Regions from separate parts of the Homo sapiens genome. Here all the other regions are linked to region 3. A link is a contact called in ENCODE Hi-C or POLR2A ChIA-PET data. All regions are on one chromosome and are shown on one strand. The core of a region is the stretch at or near the end of the contact, and the rest is flanking DNA. Distances in the headings are between cores, read along the strand shown. Region 1 overlaps FOXN3 (forkhead box N3). Region 2 holds the start of PPP4R3A (protein phosphatase 4 regulatory subunit 3A). Region 3 holds the start of CALM1 (calmodulin 1).

Evidence for each region. Hi-C counts contacts between places; a loop is a spot of excess contacts on that map. ChIA-PET counts read pairs that join two places held with the same protein, here RNA polymerase II (POLR2A). Pooled maps may share reads with other maps.
Region 1: a pooled map shows a loop between it and region 3 (5-fold over the local background). The contact joins the enhancer-like site here to the promoter of CALM1 in region 3. A Hi-C loop is called at or near these places in 2 of 168 maps with a recorded cell type or tissue (B cell and sigmoid colon), 2 of 37 single-sample maps with no recorded cell type and 5 of 50 pooled maps. POLR2A ChIA-PET finds 5 or more read pairs at or near these places in 1 of 52 experiments (naive thymus-derived CD4-positive, alpha-beta T cell).
Region 2: a loop to region 3 is called in a map of CD8-positive, alpha-beta T cell, with 8 times the contacts of the local background. The contact joins the promoter of PPP4R3A here to the promoter of CALM1 in region 3. A Hi-C loop is called at or near these places in 5 of 168 maps with a recorded cell type or tissue (CD4-positive, alpha-beta memory T cell, CD8-positive, alpha-beta T cell, naive thymus-derived CD4-positive, alpha-beta T cell and 1 more), 19 of 37 single-sample maps with no recorded cell type and 19 of 50 pooled maps. POLR2A ChIA-PET finds 5 or more read pairs at or near these places in 5 of 52 experiments (CD4-positive, alpha-beta T cell, CD4-positive, alpha-beta memory T cell, CD8-positive, alpha-beta T cell and 2 more).

The regions. Positions count from the first base shown.
Region 1 is chr14:89,302,685-89,305,384 of GRCh38, forward strand. All of the region lies in intron 3 of FOXN3 (forkhead box N3), which reads right to left. Among named protein-coding and RNA genes, the nearest start is that of FOXN3-AS3, 46 kb to the right of the region's middle. RefSeq lists enhancers at 1,032-1,101, 1,132-1,191, 1,292-1,491, 2,405-2,674. Within about 2 kb of position 1,392, at least 31 of the 41 ENCODE cell types and tissues checked have a DNase peak (open chromatin) inside an H3K27ac peak, as active enhancers do; they include B cell and sigmoid colon, where a contact is called at or near this core.
Region 2 is chr14:91,508,997-91,511,696 of GRCh38, forward strand. It overlaps PPP4R3A (protein phosphatase 4 regulatory subunit 3A), which reads right to left and starts at 1,314. Exons shown (of 15, transcript NM_001366432.2): 1 at 510-1,314. The coding sequence starts at 651. RefSeq lists enhancers at 1-565, 566-1,216, 1,034-1,313 and silencers at 324-373, 624-683, 694-793, 1,374-1,573.
Region 3 is chr14:90,395,645-90,398,344 of GRCh38, forward strand. CALM1 (calmodulin 1) reads left to right here and starts at 1,385. Exons shown (of 6, transcript NM_006888.6): 1 at 1,385-1,589. The coding sequence starts at 1,587. RefSeq lists silencers at 1,077-1,496, 1,777-1,936, 1,947-2,496, 2,577-2,646, 2,687-2,700 and enhancers at 1,181-1,475, 1,597-1,646.

The DNA of each region.
Region 1 (2,700 bases), core at 142-2,641, 1.1 Mb before region 3:
AAAGCTCCTGAAGGATGTGACTTATCCTCCAAAGCCACTTGCAGAGCCCAGTACCAATCGGGTCTGAGAAGGTATGCTACTTCTCTCCCTTTCATCTGCCCTTCTCTGTCCACCTCCACCCTCTTCAAAGGCTGCCCACCTCCGCCCTCTTCAAAGGCATTGTTCAAAGGAGTCACAGGCCACCAAGTTTTAGTACTGTGCTACAGCTTAGCCTTTCCAGGGAGGACACTTTATGTGTAGGGCATTCTTTGCCTGCACTAAACTGCTACCACTTCATATACACAGATTCAGGGACTTTTGCTAGCAATGACTCCACTTTAATTTGTGTATAATCCAGTCAATCGTGTGCTCAAAATGACTCCTGGCTCCCTGTGACCTGTGCCACTTCCAGGTTCTTTAGCACTAAACAATTGGCTCCACTTGCTCCAGCTTCTCCTGCCACCCCTTGTCTTTTAGTTTTTTTCGCTCTGACAATACCAAGTTGCTCATGGTCCCTTGGAGACACCAGAGCGCCTTTGACCTCTGTCATTGCTACTCAGTTGCCCCTGCTTGGAATGTCCCTCACTCCCTTGTTTTCTTTGCAAACTTTTATGCTGTCTTGAAAATACTGCTCCTCCTGTCTTCTTCCTGCCTCCCTCCATGCTGAGAGCAGATCCTATCTGTCTTATGCTGTCTCCTTTCCATGAAACACAGGGTATTATAAGTTAGTTATTTATGGAGCTAGACTGTGAGCTCTCTGAAGACACTGACGATCTGATTCAGCTCATGTCCCCAGGAGCTGGCATGGAGTAGGTGTTCAATAAACATCTGCTAAAAAAAAAAAACAAAAAAAAAACTAGCCCTATAAAGTATATAGGGCTGGTATTATGATCCTCATTTTGCAGCTAAGAACACTTAATTCAGAAAGGAAAAGTCACTTAATGAGGGTCGCATGGCTAGTAAGTGACTCATGCTCTCTTCATTGCCATGATGCTTACATAACTACCTCCCGTTTCCTGCTGTCTCTTGAGTTTGGTGATCTACAGAAAAGAAAAGGAAAACTGAAGAAACAATACAAACACTTCAAAAGTTTAATGGATGTTTCTGAGCATCTATACATCGCCTTCTTCTCAGAACAGACATTGAGGACAGTCCTATAATTCACTATTATCAGTGTATCTACTTTAACTTGGAGCCCAGGCAACCAAGCACTAAATTAACACTGCCCTGTCTCTGCAAAGGTGATGGGGGACAAGACGCCTTGTAACTTTGAAGAAGAGATTTACACACCCCTGTGTCTCCCATATAAATGGACTCAAGAGCTGCAGCAGTCCATAAATGATCCTTTCTTTCCACTGTTGATAGTTGAAGGCAGCCGTTTCCAGCTTCTTGCCGGTGATCACTCTGCTAAAAATAGCTTTGATGCTGTCACATGCAAACTTGAACAGAACCTGAAAGCAGTTCCCCTTTTAGTTCTGAGCTGGTTCAACTTTAAAAGAGAGGCAGCTGTGAACACACTCCAGCGTGTTTACATGATGCTGAAGTAGTTCAGCTCGTAGTAAAAATACCACTGAAAAGGGACAGGCTTGGGTTTGCAGCCTCTGCTGACGACATTTCTTCCTGCTGAGCTGGAGCCCGGGAAGGGGCGGGAAGGGGCGGTAAGGTTAGCAGGGAAAATCCAAAATGTCCAGTTTGAAGGGGAAAGTGGCTGTGAGCAGAACCGCGGTGAAGACAGGAGAGAGATGTTTGTTGAGATGTGAGATTTCTGACTATGGTGGAGGTGGGGGCAGGAGAGGCGGCAAAGATCATATAGAAAAGAGAACTTAGACAACAGGGGGTGCTTTTTAAAAATTCTGTTAAAAATATCTAAGGGCTGTTTTTTTAGAAATCAAGGAAACAAAGGATGAAATACATTCAACATCTTGGCCATTCATTTGATACCTTATGTTGGTTTGCTGGGCAAATGGATGATTCTGGATGTGTTCTGAAAACTGGGCCCAAAACTAAGGATAAAGCAGAGTATGGGCTTGGAAACCAGAGAAAACCTGGGCATTCAACCCGGCTGCTCCTCGTCTGGCCCCCATAAAACTTGGCTTAAGCACTGGTGTCTCCCAGACCTTCTGCACAGAGCTGGGAGTTAAGTGAGAAAATACACACCGAAGTGCCTGGTGGAGCGGGGGACCCTGACCCATAATAGACAACGTCCTTTAAAAACATATACCCAGAGGAGAGGAAGCTGACAGTGATCTGCGGACAAATCTGGAATACAGTGTAGTTTCTTAAAAAAAAAAAAAAAAAAAGTACCAACCAAATAAATAGTGTTTTTTCTTCCTTCTTAATTCTATGTGGCCAAAGCATGACTCACACTATATTTGCTTATGAAATGAGAATTCATTTTACGAAGTTGTCCTAGAAAACTTACGCTGAGCCCGGCTGATCTGGAGGGGACGAGAGGAAGGCCTGGCCAGCACCAGGACGGATCACACAGGCCGGGTGCTGGTGTCTGTACCCACTGAGGGCCACTAGGAGATGGGAACTGAGGTCATCGATGGTGAACTCGCGGCTCCTGCTTAAGAACCAGAATCCTGACTTCAGACGTTTATGCTGGAGCTTCACATATGTTTCAGAACCCATCGTTCAACAAAAACCTCAGATTCATCTTAAGAGCCCTTGAGAAAAGGACGCCTCTATGACATCACTGTCCTACCCGATGAGTTTCAG
Region 2 (2,700 bases), core at 64-2,563, 1.1 Mb after region 3:
ACACGATCAGAAACATGTAGCAAAAAGATGTTTAAAAAGAAAAACAAAAAAAGCACAGCAAAACGTTCTTCAAAGTGTGAAAGGTCCAAGAACTTTCTTAGCTCCAAGCAAAGTTTCATGCCTGCTTTACAGATGGGTGAACTAAGGCAGCAGATCGGATTAATCAGTGTCTTTCTCAAGGTCACTCTAGTGCAAAAGAACAGCACACTCCGGACTCCCTATCTCAGGTCCTCGACCTCTCCACACTCCAGGGCGGCACAGCTCAAACACGCTTGGCTCTCCTCGTACCCAAAATGCCACCAGGCACTCAGAGAAAGGAAACATTTCAAGCGCTCTCCGGGGAGCTCCCGCAAGACTGGGGTACCTGGGGCCCGTCCTCCCCCGAGGTGGCCGCCCTCCCCAGCCGTCCCTCTGTTCTCGTGGAGCGAGCGCCATGCCCCGCAAGAACCAGGGAGGCGGCCCAGGGCCGTGGGGGCTGCGAGGGTCCCGCCGCGCGGGGCTTCACTTACCGTCGCTCTCAGCCCTGACAAGCAGGGACATGCCCTTCAGCCGCTCCACGTAGCCAGACGACACATGCCCGGTGCCCCGGTCGTCCCACTGCCGGTCCTCGTTGAGCGTGTACACCTTCACCCGCCGCCGGGTGTCGGTCATCGTGCCGCCCGGGAACCGGGGCGGGGGCCCCGCCAGTAGACGCCCAGGAAAGGGGCCCTGGAGAGGCGAGGGGCGAGGCGTGAGGGCGCCCGCGAGCGGAGGGCTCCCCGGCCTCACTGCCGCCGCTGGGCGCCGCGGGGCCGCGCCGCCGCCTGCATGGCCCGCTCCAGGGACCGAGCTCTGGGCCGCCGCCTTTCCTCGCCTCCGGCTCCCCGGCGCTATTGTCCAGGCCTGGCGAGCCCGGCGCCCGGCAGCCCCGAGGGGGCCGCGCAGCGCTTCGTAGCCTCCCGCCCCGCAGCGCTAGGAACTCGGGGCTCCCGTCACTGCCCTGCTCCCGCCTCCGCCATGATCTCCGCGAAGCAGCTTCCCGCGCCGCCGCCGCCTCCTCAGGCCGCCGCCGCCGCCGCCATATTTTCCTTCCTTATACCTGGCCCTGCCACCGCGGCCAGTGGCTCCCTTCCGCTCCCCCTGTTTTAAACGTCAGAAGCCGACAGGCGCCTGATCCTGCTGCAACTGCTACCACTGCCCGGGAGACTCTGAGGGCCCCCGGCCGCCCAAGCGACCCGGACTAGTGGAAGTCGGTTTCCCTCCGCCGCCGTCTCTTCCGTCTTCCTCACACAGCCAAAACCGCCGCCATCTTGGTTCGCCCCTCAAAAGCGGCGCGCGGGGCCACCCAGGGAGCAGCTGCAGGGGCGGCTCGTAGCCCCACCATTTAAAGAGACAGCAGCGAGACCGGGAGCCTTACTGCGGCGGAGGCTTCCGACGGAGGCGGGAGGCGGGCGCGGAGTTGCCGAGGTGGCGGGAGCGCAGGGAGCGGAGGAGGCGGGACGCAGATTGCGCCGGTGACAGCCCGAGGCTCCCTCCCGCCTCCTTGCACGCACCGTCGTGCGAGCGCTGGGCGGTGTGTGCGTCCGTCGCGCCCTGTGTTCGTCATCAGCCCCGCTCCAGGATGCACGAGGGGCGTGGATACGTTTGCGGCCTCTGCCCGCGGGCCCCGGCGCTTCGGCCTCGCCTCCGCCCGCCGCCACCTTCCCTTGTTCCTGCCCCGTCCCTGCCTCTGCCCCTGCCCCTGGCCTGCGGACGCCGGGCAGCGTGGGCCTGGGCCCCTACCCGCTTCCGAGAGCGTTTTCCCGGGGCCGCCTTTATGGCTGAGTCGGGCGCTCGGGACCCACCCGGCGCCTTGCGGACTTGAGGGAATGAAATGGAAACGCTTCCGGGGAAGGTCGCGGGTGTGGGCGCCTAGGTCGGCGCAGCCTTGGGAGCCGCCGTGGGTCGCGGACTGGCGTGGCCAGTGTGGAAACTTGGGACTGTTTGCGATTTCTGGGCGTGGGACCGAGTTCCAAGTGACAATTCTAAAACTTCACCTTACAGCCTAGGCAAGCCCCAAGTGCTCCATTCCTTCATCCCTATCAGAACTGTCTGCCAGCCTTTCTTGTCGGAAAAGGAACTTAAGGCGCTCACAAAAACAAATGCGACACTGTGTAATCGGGAGGAGTAATTCTCAGCATTAGGTAGTCCTGTGTTTTGAAGACCTACTTGATGTCAAGTATTGTTGATCTTCACAAAGGAATATCATTCTCGTTCCTATCATGCAGCTCATATGCCACCATTTTGGTGGCTTTTACCATTTGCCAGGCCTTGCCAGGTCGGGCTTGTCCGCTCGGAATATAATGCAGCCACACACATAACTTTAAATTTTGCAGTAGCCACAAAAAGTACGAAGAAACTGGTGAAATTAGTGTTAACGTTTTAGTGCGGTATTTTCAAAAGTTATTTCAATAATCAAATTACTAATGAGATATACGTACAATGTCTTAAAAATGTGATATATTTTGTCCTTCCAGCAAGTCTCTGTTGGGATACTAAATTTTCATCAGAAATATCTACGTTTAGATTTTATTGAAAAAAAATTTTTTTTGAGACAGGGTCTCTCTGTCACCCATCCTGAAGTGCAGTGGCTCAGTCTCAGCTCACTGCAGCTTCAACCTCCTGGGCTGAAGCGATTCTCCCATCTCAGCCTCCCAAGTAGCTGGGACCACAGGTGCGCAG
Region 3 (2,700 bases), core at 135-2,634:
ACATTTTTCCTTTTTTAAAAAACATATTCCTGCAGACTTTGTTGAAAGCAGAAACAAACACAAGCAAGCAAAGCCCTTTCTAGCACAGCATGTTAATCACACACTTTGCCATATTCTGTGAAACAGTAAGCAAATGATAACCTCCAACTGTTGCCCGGGCCCTGTAAAACAGAAGATCAAATTCTGTGTTCTGCCTTGGCAAGAAAAGAAACTGCAGCATTTTGTCTAGATTTTTACAAGTCCTGGGGTTCACATTACTGGCTGAAATTGTTCTTTCTCTACTTTACAGAAAAATGGAAAACACTAGTAAACTTAAAGATTTAAATATTATTTTAAAAGGAATATAATAAAAAATGGAAAACACTAGTATATTTAAAGATTTAAATAGTCTTTTAAAAGGAATATAATCAAAACTGTAGTTTAAAATACAATCTAGCTCCATAAGAGAGGCAATTGGCTGTGTGTTCCACTTGTAATGCAGAGGATTTGAAGCATCTATTTTTTCCCTTGTTTCTATGGATTTATGAATAAAGACTCTGACCCTTCTCAGGATCAGGAAAATTACGAAAAATTTAAAGCCTGGGTTTAAGGTCTGTAGAAGCTGCACAGGTACACTAATTTTAGTAAGACGGGCGCCAGGAAAAAGAACAAAATAGTAGGGGAGAAATATTCAGGCATCCTAAAAAATATTCAGTGGAAACGTAAAAACATTAAAGACTGATTAAACATCGCAGCATGACACAGATTTAGCAACTGAGCATAAATAATTTGACTCGGATACTGCTCCAAAATCCGAAGAGGACCAATTTCTTCCAGGAGGACAACTACCTCGTCCTCTGCAGACCCCTCTCCTCGGCAGCTGAAGGAGTGTGGCCAATCTGCCTCCACCTCCCCGCGGACCCCCTACTCTCAGGACCTCCTGCAGCACCCCAAACTGGAAGTGGCCGCTGCAGACCCAAGGACGAGGGGCACGCGGGAGCCGGCAGCCCTAGTGGAGCGGTTGGAGATGTTGAGGTGGGAGGGTCACCCAGGTGGGGTGAGGCTGGGGTAGGTAGCGGAGTGAACGGCTTCCGAAGCTCTGGGCCGCCCCCAGGTTGGACTAAGCAGGCGCTCTGTCTTCGCCCCCGCCCAGGGTGGGCGTCTCCTGAGGACTCCCCGCCACACCTGACCCGAGACCGCGCGCCCAGCCTAGAACGCTTCCCCGACCCAGCGTAGGGCCGCCGCGACTGGCGCGCAGGGGGCGGCGGGAGGCCTGGCGAACCCGGGGGCGGGACCAGGCGGGCAAGGCCCGGCTGCCGCAGCGCCGCTCTGCGCGAGGCGGCTCCGCCGCGGCGGAGGGATACGGCGCACCATATATATATCGCGGGGCGCAGACTCGCGCTCCGGCAGTGGTGCTGGGAGTGTCGTGGACGCCGTGCCGTTACTCGTAGTCAGGCGGCGGCGCAGGCGGCGGCGGCGGCATAGCGCACAGCGCGCCTTAGCAGCAGCAGCAGCAGCAGCGGCATCGGAGGTACCCCCGCCGTCGCAGCCCCCGCGCTGGTGCAGCCACCCTCGCTCCCTCTGCTCTTCCTCCCTTCGCTCGCACCATGGTAGGTCGGGAGTGGCAAATGCCGGCGTAGCAGCTGCCCGAGATTTCTTCCCAGATTTCTAGTTGTTTTGTTTGTTTTTTGTTTGTTTTTGGTTCTTGGAGGTTTTTCTTTTCTGAGTGTTACGCAGCAGCTGCGCTTAAAGGAGGTTGCATTTTGGATTTGCATCTCGGCGACCTCTGCCAGGGAGCTTCATTTATTGGTTCCCCTTGGAGCTGGACTTGGTCGTAGGCCGTCCACGGGCAGGGGCTCCGGCCGCAACTGCAGCGGGGGTTTCTGCATCCAATCCCCCTGCCCCCCGCCCAGCCCCGCACCCACTGCATCCACTAGCGCCGCACCCGGGCTGCCTGCAGCGCAGCGTTTCGGCCTGGGAGCCGGGCGGGGCCGGGCACTAGACCCCCCCCCCCGGCCCGCCCCTCCCCACCCCGCTTCTCCGCCGGCGCGAAGGTGGCAGGTCGGGCGGGCAGTGGAGAATGAATGGGCTGGAGCTGGCCGGTGGCGCACATTGTTCCGGCCGGGTGTTGAGGGGCGCAGTCAGCGCCCGCCACCTCCCCACTTTGGCCGGCCCTGCTGGGCGCCCTCCCTCGGTCGCTCTCCCCTCCTTCTTCCCGGGGGGCGCGGCGCGGGCGTGGGCTGGGAAGGAAGGAGCCGGGGAAGGGTGGGGTTGGGGGCAGGAAGGCGAGGGGTTGGGGGCGGAGAGGGCGGAAGCGGCGGCCGGGCCGCCCTGCGCCCGGGCGGGGCCCTGCGGTGTGGCCGTGGCTTGTTCCTGCCGCTTTCGCACCCTGCGGCCCCCCACCCAGTGCAGCAGTGCGGGCGGGCGTGAGCCTCGGTGCACCAGGAGGCACTTCCCGCGGGAGGCGCTGGGCTCGCGCTAATTGGGGCGGGGGGGGGGGGCGGCGGGGGAGGAGGGAACTGGCGCGCGGCTTGGTTTCCATTAGAGACGCAAAGTTTCTGCTCCGGGAGGAGGCGGCGGCGCCGCGGGCTCGTCGCCTGGGGGAGCAGAAGCGGGTGGGAGGTGCGGGTGGCCTTGGCCTCAGCCCTGGTGCGCGGGGGCCGGGGGTGGTGACCCTCCTGGCCGAGGAGGGGCGGCGTCCAGACGCCCGCTCGGGGGCCG